Linked DNA regions of Homo sapiens: region 2 is linked to region 1. A link is an interaction called in ENCODE POLR2A ChIA-PET data of the cell type or tissue named here. Cell type or tissue: PC-9. All regions are shown on one strand. Each heading gives the region's core, and the rest is flanking DNA. Links, peaks and the distances in the headings are about the cores only. Region 1 overlaps PPIL6 (peptidylprolyl isomerase like 6). Region 2 overlaps CEP57L1 (centrosomal protein 57 like 1).

What was found. ChIA-PET counts read pairs that join two places held together with the same protein. Peaks named below come from ENCODE experiments on the same cell type or tissue, not always from the same donor. Only the 100,000 strongest peaks of a DNase experiment are listed, where the experiment ranks them.
Region 2: POLR2A ChIA-PET joins it to region 1 with 5 read pairs; 26 of 35 experiments call an interaction of 5 or more read pairs at or near these places.

The regions. Positions count from the first base shown.
Region 1 is chr6:109,395,821-109,401,205 of GRCh38, reverse strand. PPIL6 (peptidylprolyl isomerase like 6) reads left to right here. Exons shown (of 8, transcript NM_173672.5): 7 at 1,036-1,171. Among named protein-coding and RNA genes, the nearest start is that of CD164, 16 kb to the right of the region's middle. RefSeq lists a silencer at 3,766-4,060. In PC-9, for the core only: CTCF peaks have their summits at 3,762 and 3,962; no DNase peak of the experiment used is centred there.
Region 2 is chr6:109,169,064-109,174,448 of GRCh38, reverse strand. CEP57L1 (centrosomal protein 57 like 1) reads right to left here. Exons shown (of 11, transcript NM_001271852.3): 11 at 31-5,385. It also overlaps the pseudogene CCDC162P. Among named protein-coding and RNA genes, the nearest start is that of CEP57L1, 76 kb to the right of the region's middle. In PC-9, for the core only: no CTCF peak of the experiment used is centred there; a DNase peak (open chromatin) is centred at 2,098; H3K27ac peaks cover 923 bases.

The DNA of each region.
Region 1 (5,385 bases), core at 255-5,254:
AGGTTTCAGATTAAAATTTATTTGAAGATTGGCCAGGCACGGTGGCTTACGCCTGTAATCCCAGCAGTTTGGGAGGCCGAGGCAGGCGGATCATGAGGTCAGGAGATTGAGACCATCCTGGCCAACACAGTGAAACCCTGTCTCTACTAAAAATACAAAAAAAAAAAAAAAAAAAAAAATTAGCCGGGCATGGTGGCGGGCGCCTGTAGTCCCAGCTACTCGGGAGGCTGAGGCAGGAGAATGGCGTGAACCCGGGAGGCGGAGCTTGCAGTGAGCTGAGATCGCACCACTGCACTCCAGCCTGGGCGACAGAGCGAGACTCCCTCTCAAAAAACAAAAAAAAAATTTTATTTGAAGATCACTAAAAATAAACAATTAATTTCCTTTCATCATCAACATTTTTAAACTACATGGAATGGGAAAGTACATGGAATGGAAATCTGCCCAAACATTTAGGGCCACATTTATGCCAATTAATGTGCTGAGAAGCCTGGAGCTAAAGCCATGAGGAGACAAGGTTCCTGCCTTCACCTACTAGAGAAGAAATGCCATGTAAACCAATAATTACATCGAGTGTTATAAGGACTGTCCAAGAACGATGTGTAAGATGCTTGGGGGGTTCGGGGGAAAGGTCAGGTCCACAAAAGACTTCTCAGAGGAGGTGTTTTTAATGAGTATGGTGGTAGTTTGAAAGAAATACCAAAACAGCACGAGAAAGTTTGCTGACCTTTATTCTTGATTAGAATACTGTATATATTTCCTTGTACATTATTAATTTTCTTAGCACACTTGTTTATGGTAAAGACAAACTAAAGCTGAATGTTCCAATAGTTCTAATAAGGTTTTACAGGTTTTTTTAAACAGCCCATTTGCATGTTTGAAAATAATTTGAAATGAATAGAATATTTACAATTTGGAATCCATTGATAAATATGATTGAGAGTGTTACCAAGGGTTCTATTTGTTCCTTATATGTTACAATAAATTGAGATAATAGAAATGTGCTAATGACCTACTGATTATTGTCTTTCCTAGATGAAAACTTTTCAGTTCCTCATAATAAAAGAGGAGTACTTGGAATGGCCAACAAAGGCCGTCACAGCAACGGGTCACAATTCTATATCACACTGCAAGCAACTCCTTATCTAGATAGAAAATTTGTGGCTTTTGGGTATGTATATTGTAGATCTATTTATATAATATTCACACCTGTAAAAATGTCATTTAAAAATATTTGGATAAGTATTGTATATAGTGTATAGGTAGCTAAAAATAGGGCTTAAATGCAAAAATAATACAAATAGAGACAAAAGTATTTAAGAAATATTTTGCAAGAAGTTTGCTATCTATAAAAACACAGAAACTGGCCAGACACAGTGGCTCAGGCATATAATCCCAGCACTTTTGGAGGCTGAGGTGGGAGATTGCTTGAGCCCAGGAGTTCAAGACCAGCCTGGGCAACATAGCGAGACCCCATCTCTACAAAAAGATTAAAAATTATCTGGCTTGGCATGGTGGCTCATGCCTGTAATCTCAGCACTTTGGCAGGCCAAGGCAGGTGAATTACTTAAGGCCAGGAGTTCCAGAGCAGCCTGCCCAACATGGTAAAACCCCGTCTCTACTAAAAATACAAAAATTAGTCAGGCATGATGGCATGTGCCTGTAATTCCAGCCACTCCGGAGGCTGAGGCAGGAGAATCACATGAACCTGGGAGGTGGTTGCAGTGAGCCAAGATCATGCCACTGCACTCCAGCCGGGGTGACACAGCAAGACTCTGTCTCAAAAATAAATAAATAGGCCGGGTGCAGTGGCTCACACCTGTAATCCCAGCACTTTGGGAGGCTGAGGCAGGCAGATCACTCGAGGGCAGAAGTTCCAGACCAGCCTGGCCAACATGGCGAAACCCCATCTCCACTAAAAATACAAAAAATTAGCCAGGCGTGGTGGCATGCACCTGTAGTCCCGGCTACTCGGGAGGCTGAGGCAGGATAATTGCTTGAACCCAGGAGGCAGAGGTTGCAGTGAGCCGAGATCGTGCCACTGCACTCCATCCTGGGCGACAGAGCAAGACTCTGTCTTAAATAAATAAATAAATAAATAAATAAATAAAAATTAGCTGGGTGTGGTGGTGTGTGCCTGTAGTCCCAGCTACTGAAGAAGTTTCGGTGGGAGGATTGCTTGAGCCTGGGAGCCATGATTGTGCCACTGCACTCCAGCCTGGGCAACAGAATGAGACCCTACCTCAAAAAATATATAAGACAAAATAAAAAAATAAAAACAGAAACCATTTAGGCATAGTCACAATAATGTTCTTTCTGTGTCTCTATCTATCCATCTATCAAATCTTCAGCCTTAAGGATATTATCAATTCTTTATTACTATGAATCATACCACAGTGCTTAATAATATACTAATATGTAGAAGTGAAGAGGTGAAGTCATTTCAATAATTGTCCATGGACATCATGAAGAGGTAGATGAAAACTATTCAAGTTACATATAACTTTTTTTACTGAACGATTTTAAATATGAAAACATCACAGGTAATAGTTATTATTAGAATATTATTAGCAAGATGCTTAAAGCCATGTGGACCTAAAATGGATGATAGAAATACTTTTCATCACTCCAGTGTTTCATCTCTCTCTTTAATTACTGAGTGAATATGAGGCAGGGCTTACTTCTTCTTCCCTGAGATAATGTAAAGTGTTTGTATTTTTCTGAATAACTGTTAGATTTATTCCACCCACTCCATAGGGATAATTATTGACTCTCCAGCACCTGGAATGTCATGCCAGTGTTCATTTTAACCACAGTAATTCCTTTAGTGTAATGCTTTCTGTGATACTTCCAGGTTGAAAAAATAGAAAGTGTATTTTCATCCATAGGATATCTTTAAAGAGATAACATTACATTAATAGATGCATAACGTAAAACAATGACTTGTCTTAAGTTTTCCCTGGTCCCCAATAAATTGTATTCTGATTTCGAAAATGCATTATTAAATTAGTTTTAAGGCTGGACGCGGTGGCTCACGCCTGTAATCCCAGCACTTTGGGAGGCCAAGGCGGGTAGATCATGAGGTCAGGAGTTCAAGACCATCCTGGCCAACATGGTGAAACCCCATCTCTCCTAAAAATACAAAAATTAGCTGGGCATGGTGGCACACACCTGTAGTCCCAGCTACTCAGGAGGCTGAGGCAGGAGAATTGCTTGAACCCAGCAGGGGGAGGTTGCAGTGAGCCGAGATCGCACCACTGCACTCCAGTCTGACGACAGGGTGAGACACCATTTAAAAAAAAAAAAAAAAGTTTTAAATCCAAATAACATTTCTTGAATCATTTAAATCCAAATAACATTTCTTGGACCATTTAAATCTCTGTCATGTTGCTGACAGTCTCTGTCCTCTACCAACTTCCTGGTGATCTTTTATATCTCAGCTAAAGGTACCTTTCTCAAACACAAACATGACTACTTTAAAACATTTAGTGCCTCCATTACCACCTCCACATCTGCACAGCCTGAAGTCTAGAGTGGCATTCCAGGTCCTCTGGCCCCACATCCTTTGTTCAGCCTTCACTTCTGCTGTTTTCCCAACTCATTCAAGCAGAATTTCTTTAGGCACCTGCAGTATGCCATTCATGGTACTCAGTGCTGGGGAAAAAGAGCGACAAGGTACAATCCCTGCTCTTCAGCGAGCTTAGAGTATGTTATGAAAACAAGGTCAAATAGCCAATAGCTATGTGACAGTGAGACATGGGCCATGCAAACTGTGTACAGGGTGCATTGGGAGATGGGTAAGAAAACACCCTCCAACTCCCTTCACCAAAGCGAACACAGAGCGTTACAGGGCGGCAATGGAGTGGAGAGCACTCGGTCTCCTTTTGATGGTTCCTGTTCTCTATGATCCACCTTCCTCTTGGAGAAATCTCTAATTTTTGTTATCACCACTCTGTCCTCAGGGAGGCACTGCCCTCCTTCTATTCTGCTATTCTGCCTCAAGTATGATCTCAGTGTATTCCTTAAATCTCCAAATTAAAAACAAAGTCTCCAAATCACAGTTGGGGCTGGGCTGGAATATTTAAATAAGACCTTACAGAGTGCTAAGGGAGAAGCAGAAATGTAAAACATAATAGGCAACTAGATAATCTAGTTAAACTAATGAAATAGAACTCCTTCAGGGATACCTTCCTTCCCAGTTGTAGGGCTGCCTCTTCCCTATCATCTCTCAGTATCCCCAGGTGTGTCTGAGCTTTTGGAAGCCCAGACATGGTTAGCAAGGTCCAGAGAGATAAAGAATATTCCTCTCTGATCCAAGACAGGCACTCCTTCCAAGCCCAGTTTCCAGGTACATGAACCTGCCGCTCTCTCAGATGGATGACACTGGGAATGTCCTTCAGGAAAGACTGTAGCAATCCACAGAGCATGGCTGGCCCAGTGGGCTCATAGGGAAAGAATATCACAAAACAAGCCTGTAAGCTCTCCATTCACGTGCACCCATTGTAGAAGGGGTTTGGGGGAGGGGGAATTATTTCATTTTAAGAGACTTGTAAGGTGGGAGGGGGTCATGGAAAGTTTCATGAGAAGGTGAGCTGAGGAGTGAAATGTCACGTAGAAGTTAGCCAGATAGAGAAGCTAGAAATCACAATGAGTCAAATCAGTTTTAGGAAGAGTGAAGAGGTTTCGCAGAGAGGCCCTGAGGAGTAAGAGAGCATCTTATCTACAAGTCATCTGTTCTGGGCAGAGCTTGGTACTTAGGGGAGAATGGAAAGGGTGGAGGCCGGATAAGAGGGTCAGCAAGGGTCCAACTCCCAATGGACTGCGGGTGCCATGCTGCTGAGCAGGAACCTCACGCAAAGGTGATGGGGGCCATGGGAGAATTTTACATTGTGAGCGACATAACCAGCTTCTCATTTTGAAGAAAAAATCTCTTTAGCAGAAGTGAGGAATGAATTGGCAAAGAATGAAAAGGAAGTAGCAAGACCACTTAAGAAGCTATGGTTATAACAGGCCATAAATGAAGTCCTGCTCTAAAGCATCAGCAGTACAGATGAGCAGGTGATAAGTGGACAAACTCAAGACATTGAGAAGTTAGAGTAGAGAAGCACTTTGGGAGTCCGAGGTGGGCCGATCACGAGGTCAAGCGATCGAGACCATCCTGGCTAACACGGTGAAACCTCATCTCTACTAAAAAAAATACAAAAAATTAGCCGGGCGTGGTGGCAGGCGCCTGTAGTCCCAGCTACTTGGGAGACTGAGGCAGAATGGTGTCAACCCGGGAGGCGGAGCTTGCAGTGAGCGGAGATCGCACCACTGCACTACAGACTTGGTGACAGGGTGAGACTCCGTCTCAGGAAAAAAAAAAAAAAAAAAAGAGATCGAGAC
Region 2 (5,385 bases), core at 86-5,085, 230 kb after region 1:
CATGAAAAAGAACAAAATATACACAGTGAACAAACTTGGAAATTGTTTTTATGTAACTTTAGAGCAAAGGGTAGAAACTTTACAGAAGGTTTTGCTTGGTTTGTGTAACCATTCTACAAATAAGCCTGGATCTGTGATGGGATGGGAATGATTGCTGCCAGCTTGTCTGGAACATTATGACCTCTGCAAGAAATCTGAAAAGTTCTCAGTGCATAACATACTCTCTCCCTTCTCAAAAGAAAAGAGTAAAGTATCCATCTTAGACACTGTAATTTATATCCATTAGGCCCTATCTCCTAACACTGCTTCATTGGAGATGGTTTCCAACACAAGGTTTTTTTTTTTTTTTGAGACCAAGACTCACTCTATGGCTCAGGCTGGAGTGCAATGGCATGATCTCGGCTCACTGCACCCTCTGTCTCCTGGGTTCAAGCGATTCTCCTGCCTCAGCCTGATGAGTAGCTGAGACTACAGGTGCATGCCACCACACCCAGCTAATTTTTTTTTTTTTTTTAGTAGAGACGGGGTTTCACCATGTTGGAGGCTGGTCTCAAACTCCTGACCTCAAGTGATCCACCTTCCTTTGCCTCCCAAAGTGCTGGGATTATAGGCGTGAGCCACTACGTTCAGCCCCAACACATGGCTTTTGAGTGACATATTGAAATCATAGCATGTGACTGATTTCTATTTCTAATGGACACAGAAAAATTCTGCCGGGCACAGTGGCTCATGCCTGTAATCCCAGAGCTTTGGGAGGCTGAGGTGGAAGGATTGCTTGAGCCCAGAGTTTGAGACCAGCCTGGGCAGCAAAGTGAGACCGCGTCTCCTCAAAAAAAAAAATTTTTTTTTTTTTTTAATTAGCCAGGTGTGGTGGCATGCACCTGTAGTCCCAGCTACTTGGGAGGCAGAGGCAGGAGGACTGCTTAAGCCCAAGAGTTTGAGGTTGCAGTGAGCTTTGATTGCATTCACTCCACTCCAGCCTGGGTGACAGAACAAGACCCTGAAAAGAAAAAAAAAAAAAAAAGAAAGGTAGGGGGCGGGCTGAGGGGGAAGGAAAGGAAAGATTCCTTTCTTCTTTATCTCAAACTCTCAATAGGCCACCCTTGAATAAACTGGAAGGAAATAATATTCTTTAAATGGTCTCATGTTCCAACTGACCTTTTAGGATTCAGGAAAAAAATTAATAAAAATTATTAATATAACTTGTAAGTAATACAGTGTCAGGAAAATGCAAAAATAATACTGTAGAAAATGACACAATTAAAAAGTACACAAACAATGGTATACATGGTTAAATATTACACAAAAGTATCCCTTTACTTTTCACAGACATGTGGCTATTTGCATAGGTTCAAAAAAAACATGTTCTCCTTCCTACCAGGCAATAATTAACAAATCACTTTTGTAACCATCACCATGCCACACATCTCATTAAAGTAGATATGGCAAACCCATTATTAAGCAAAGCAGTCCAAGCAACTTGGCTGAGGTAAATTGACCGGTTCTTGGTTCCTGACTTCAGTATAGTATGTGGGCAGTATCTTACACATAAAGAAATGACAACCTCTTGGGCTTGAAAAAGCCTCCAGACAAAGTTAACTCCTATGTTGTAGTAACACATGGCCCTAGTTTTATTAACTAGACTTATAAGAAGGTCTTTGTATACTAAGCGTAACCTTTTATCACACTCACATAATAAAACTAGTCATCAAACTAATGATACTAAATCAGAAAATCACTAAGCAAATTTATGGCCAATTCCATGCTTTAGGAGGAAATTTGGAGGCAAGACTGACACCTTAACCAGAGGCCATGATAGGTAAGCAATGCACATCACTTTTGGGTCAGAAAACAAAAAACAATACCGCAGTAAAGGATCAACATAGCAAGTCTTGATTGTGTAAACTTTTCACATTCCAAAGAAATGTTTGTCCTGTGTCCAGATTCAAGATAACCTCTAAGTCCTTGGACTATCCTGCCTGATATGAATGTTTTAATTTACTTGGGGGCCTTAGGCCATACCAGGTAGTCTAAGCTAACAATGTGATTAATGGTGAAGTCCTTAGGCCATGTAGTATCAGCTCCATCTTTGGAGGGGCTGAAAACTGAAGGTCAGCCACATGGGCTATCAGTCATGCTATGCCTACGTGACCAACCCTCAAGAAAAAATCTGGACACCAAGGCTTGGTGGAGCTTCCCTGGTTAGCAATTCTCCAAGAATGTTGTCACACATTGTTGCTGAGAGAATTATGGTCTGTCTGCTGAGAGAATTATGGTCTGTCTACATGACTTCACAGGTGAAGGACAACTGGAAGCTTGTGCCTGGTGTCCCCCAGACTTTGCCCTATGTGCCTTTTTTCAGCTGCTGATTTTAATATATATTCTTTTGCTATAATATACCATAACCATAACTTAACAGCTTTTCTGAGTTCTGTGAGTCCCTCCAGTGAATCACTGATCCTGAAGGTGGTCTTGGGGACCACCCGAGATAAAACACTGAGGTAAGGTTAACAACAAAAACAGTCACCACACTGTCTAGTTCTCATTTCCCATGTAAATGAAACCTTGAGCCTTTCCTGTAAATTACTAATAACTATATCCCTGGTCTTGGCAATGCTGATATCTAAGGATACATGATGACCTCTGATATGATGATTATCTGAGGAAACTGTTTTCCACCATGAAAAGAATAACTAAACTTGGTGACTTTGGTAATTTTGTAGGTTTTTTCATTTTTTAATTTGATAAGCCTGTCCTCCTAAAGCTTGTACTCCCTTGCAAGACTTCTTTGCATATAAACTCCTAAATGCTTTAATCTTTTAGTGGTTTATGTTTTTTATTTCTGTAGATGGTAGTTTAAACTGATAGTATTTTAGTAGAACGGTTTAAGAGAATCAAACTCTAGGCAGGGCGCGGTGGCTCACACCTGTAATCCCAGCACTTTGGGAGGCTGAGGCGGGCAGTTCACCTAAGGTCAGGAGTTCGAGACCAGCCTGGCTAACACGGTGAAACCCCGTTTCTATTAAAAATGCGAAAAAAAAAAACAGCCGGGTGTGGTGACGCATGCCTGTAATCCCAGCTACTTGGGAGGCTGAGGCAGAAGAATCGCTTGAACCTGGGAGGCGGAGGTTGCAGTGAGCTGAGATCGCGCCATTGCACTCCAGCTTGGGCAACAAGAGCGAAACTCCGTCTCAAAAAAAAAAAAATCAAACTCTACTTTGTGGCATTATTTATGGGAATGCTCTGAGAATGAGAAATCACAGGCAAATATATCATACCCAAACACCAAAGGCACAGCCCTCTTTCGACTTGAGAGCCATTCTGTAAAAGAACAAAGAAAAAAGAACCTGTTTGAAATTTTGGCTTAAGTGTCCACCATTTAAATCATACCTTGAGAGAATCAAGAATGTAATACTGATATAAATTTTTCTAAGCTTATAAAGGAGAAGTTATATACATAAAATAGAATAAGTTTTTTAAAAAATCAATTATTTTTTAGATTAAAGTAAAAGCAGATATCTTTAAAGTAACTTGTTTTTAACTCTGGTACTGACTTTCCCAGCTTTAAATTGGTAGCTTGGTTCATTTCAGGGAAAATGAAGGCAATAATGCTTTTTATGTGTTCAAGCATTTCAACAGTGCTATTCTCTCACATGTATTACATATTTTGGATAAGCTATCTCTGAAAATATTTTGTAAGATATTAAAGATACTTTTGCTAGAAATTGTAAGTTATAAAACCATAAATGTTCCACAGACTTCTCGAGAGCTTTTTAAAATTTAATTTTAAGTGGGTTTCCTGTGCACCAAAATGGTTTATGTTTTAAATAACACATTTGTAAAGTTAAACGGATCTACAGTGATGAAGAGTGAAATACTTTCCAATTCAGCAAGATTCTGGACAATTGCCCTGTAAACATCAATCTTGTATTTCAGGCATGAAATGATTCACATTCTGTACTAGGTTCAGTAACAGGTTTTTCTAAGAAATACCAAAGGTCAATGTACATTTAACTTTAAGGCAAACTAACAACAACAACAACAACAACAAAATGCCTCTCAAGGTTTTTTAGAACCTATCCTAAAATTTACTTAACTACATTAAGCCAAGTCAGGTTGAAAAGTACATTATTTTACATTATTTTAGCTGATTGGAAGGTCTGGCTCACTTTACAATCCTCTGTTCTTAAAGACTAAGATTTCTTTCTTTAATTGTTTAGGTTAACTTTAGTAATTTGTAGTGGTGAATAAACTTCTACAAGTGGGTAGAATCCCATTACAATGGGATTATATTTGGTGGCCTTATTATTGCTCATTACCCTATAACACTTCTTCCTACCTTCTGACCATTGTCCAGAGCAGAGTGGCTTTGCTGATATGGTTATAAGAAATCTATTAAATAGGATATTAAAGGCCAAAGAAATCCTCTCAGGAGTTAGTTTATTTAATGAAGCTATCTTTCAGGTAAGATATTTATCCACTTATTCATTTTAAAATATTCAATCAGGTTGATTGCTGAGTAAGATGACATGTTTTTAAAGAGTACTACATTGGTGGTATTATCAGGTTTTTAATTTTCATGGTGCCACTGACTGTTGATGCTCGGAAAAATAGGGTTTGTCAAATAACAGATCTTTGCTCTCTTCAGATTGGAGACATGCAGATAGTTTTTCTCCGACAAATCTCACATTCTTATTGGTTGTAAAACTGTCTGAAGCACCTACAGAGCAAATTTCTTTCTTAATCATAAGACTCATGCTTGGTTAGATTTTACCAAGAGGTAGCATAATGAGGTCATTTTGTTAAGGGATTCATACTGAATGTATTTATTTGCCCACATTAGAAAACCAGTATTTCTCTAAGGTAAGTTGGCTAGTGTTTGAAAATTGTATTCTATAGACCAGGAAATGCAACAGTATTGATTAAAATGAGACTTGTTATCTGTAAAACACATGAAACAATATTTCTGGGATAAACAATAGATTGGCACATCCATAACAGGGGACTTGGGAGTATTCCTATTTTAAATTGGCTATTCCACTTTTCTCCACACCCTTCAAATTCATTCTCACTGAATACTTATTAAAAGCCAACTTTTTCTTCCCTAAAAAACATTTAGGGCTACATTAAAAATGACAACCCGTACTCACAAAGTTTCACAAAACATAAGCTACCTTAATTATGTGTGATGCACTCTGATCTTTTTTTTTTTTTTTTTTTTTGCTGATGGAGCCTCACTCTGCTGCTCAGGCTAGAGTGCAGTGGCACAATCTCAGCTTACTGCAACCTCCGCCTCCCTGGTTCAAGCAATCCTCTGGCCTTAGCCTCCCGAGTACCCGGGATTACAGGCACATACCACCATGCCCGGCTAATTTTTGTATTTTT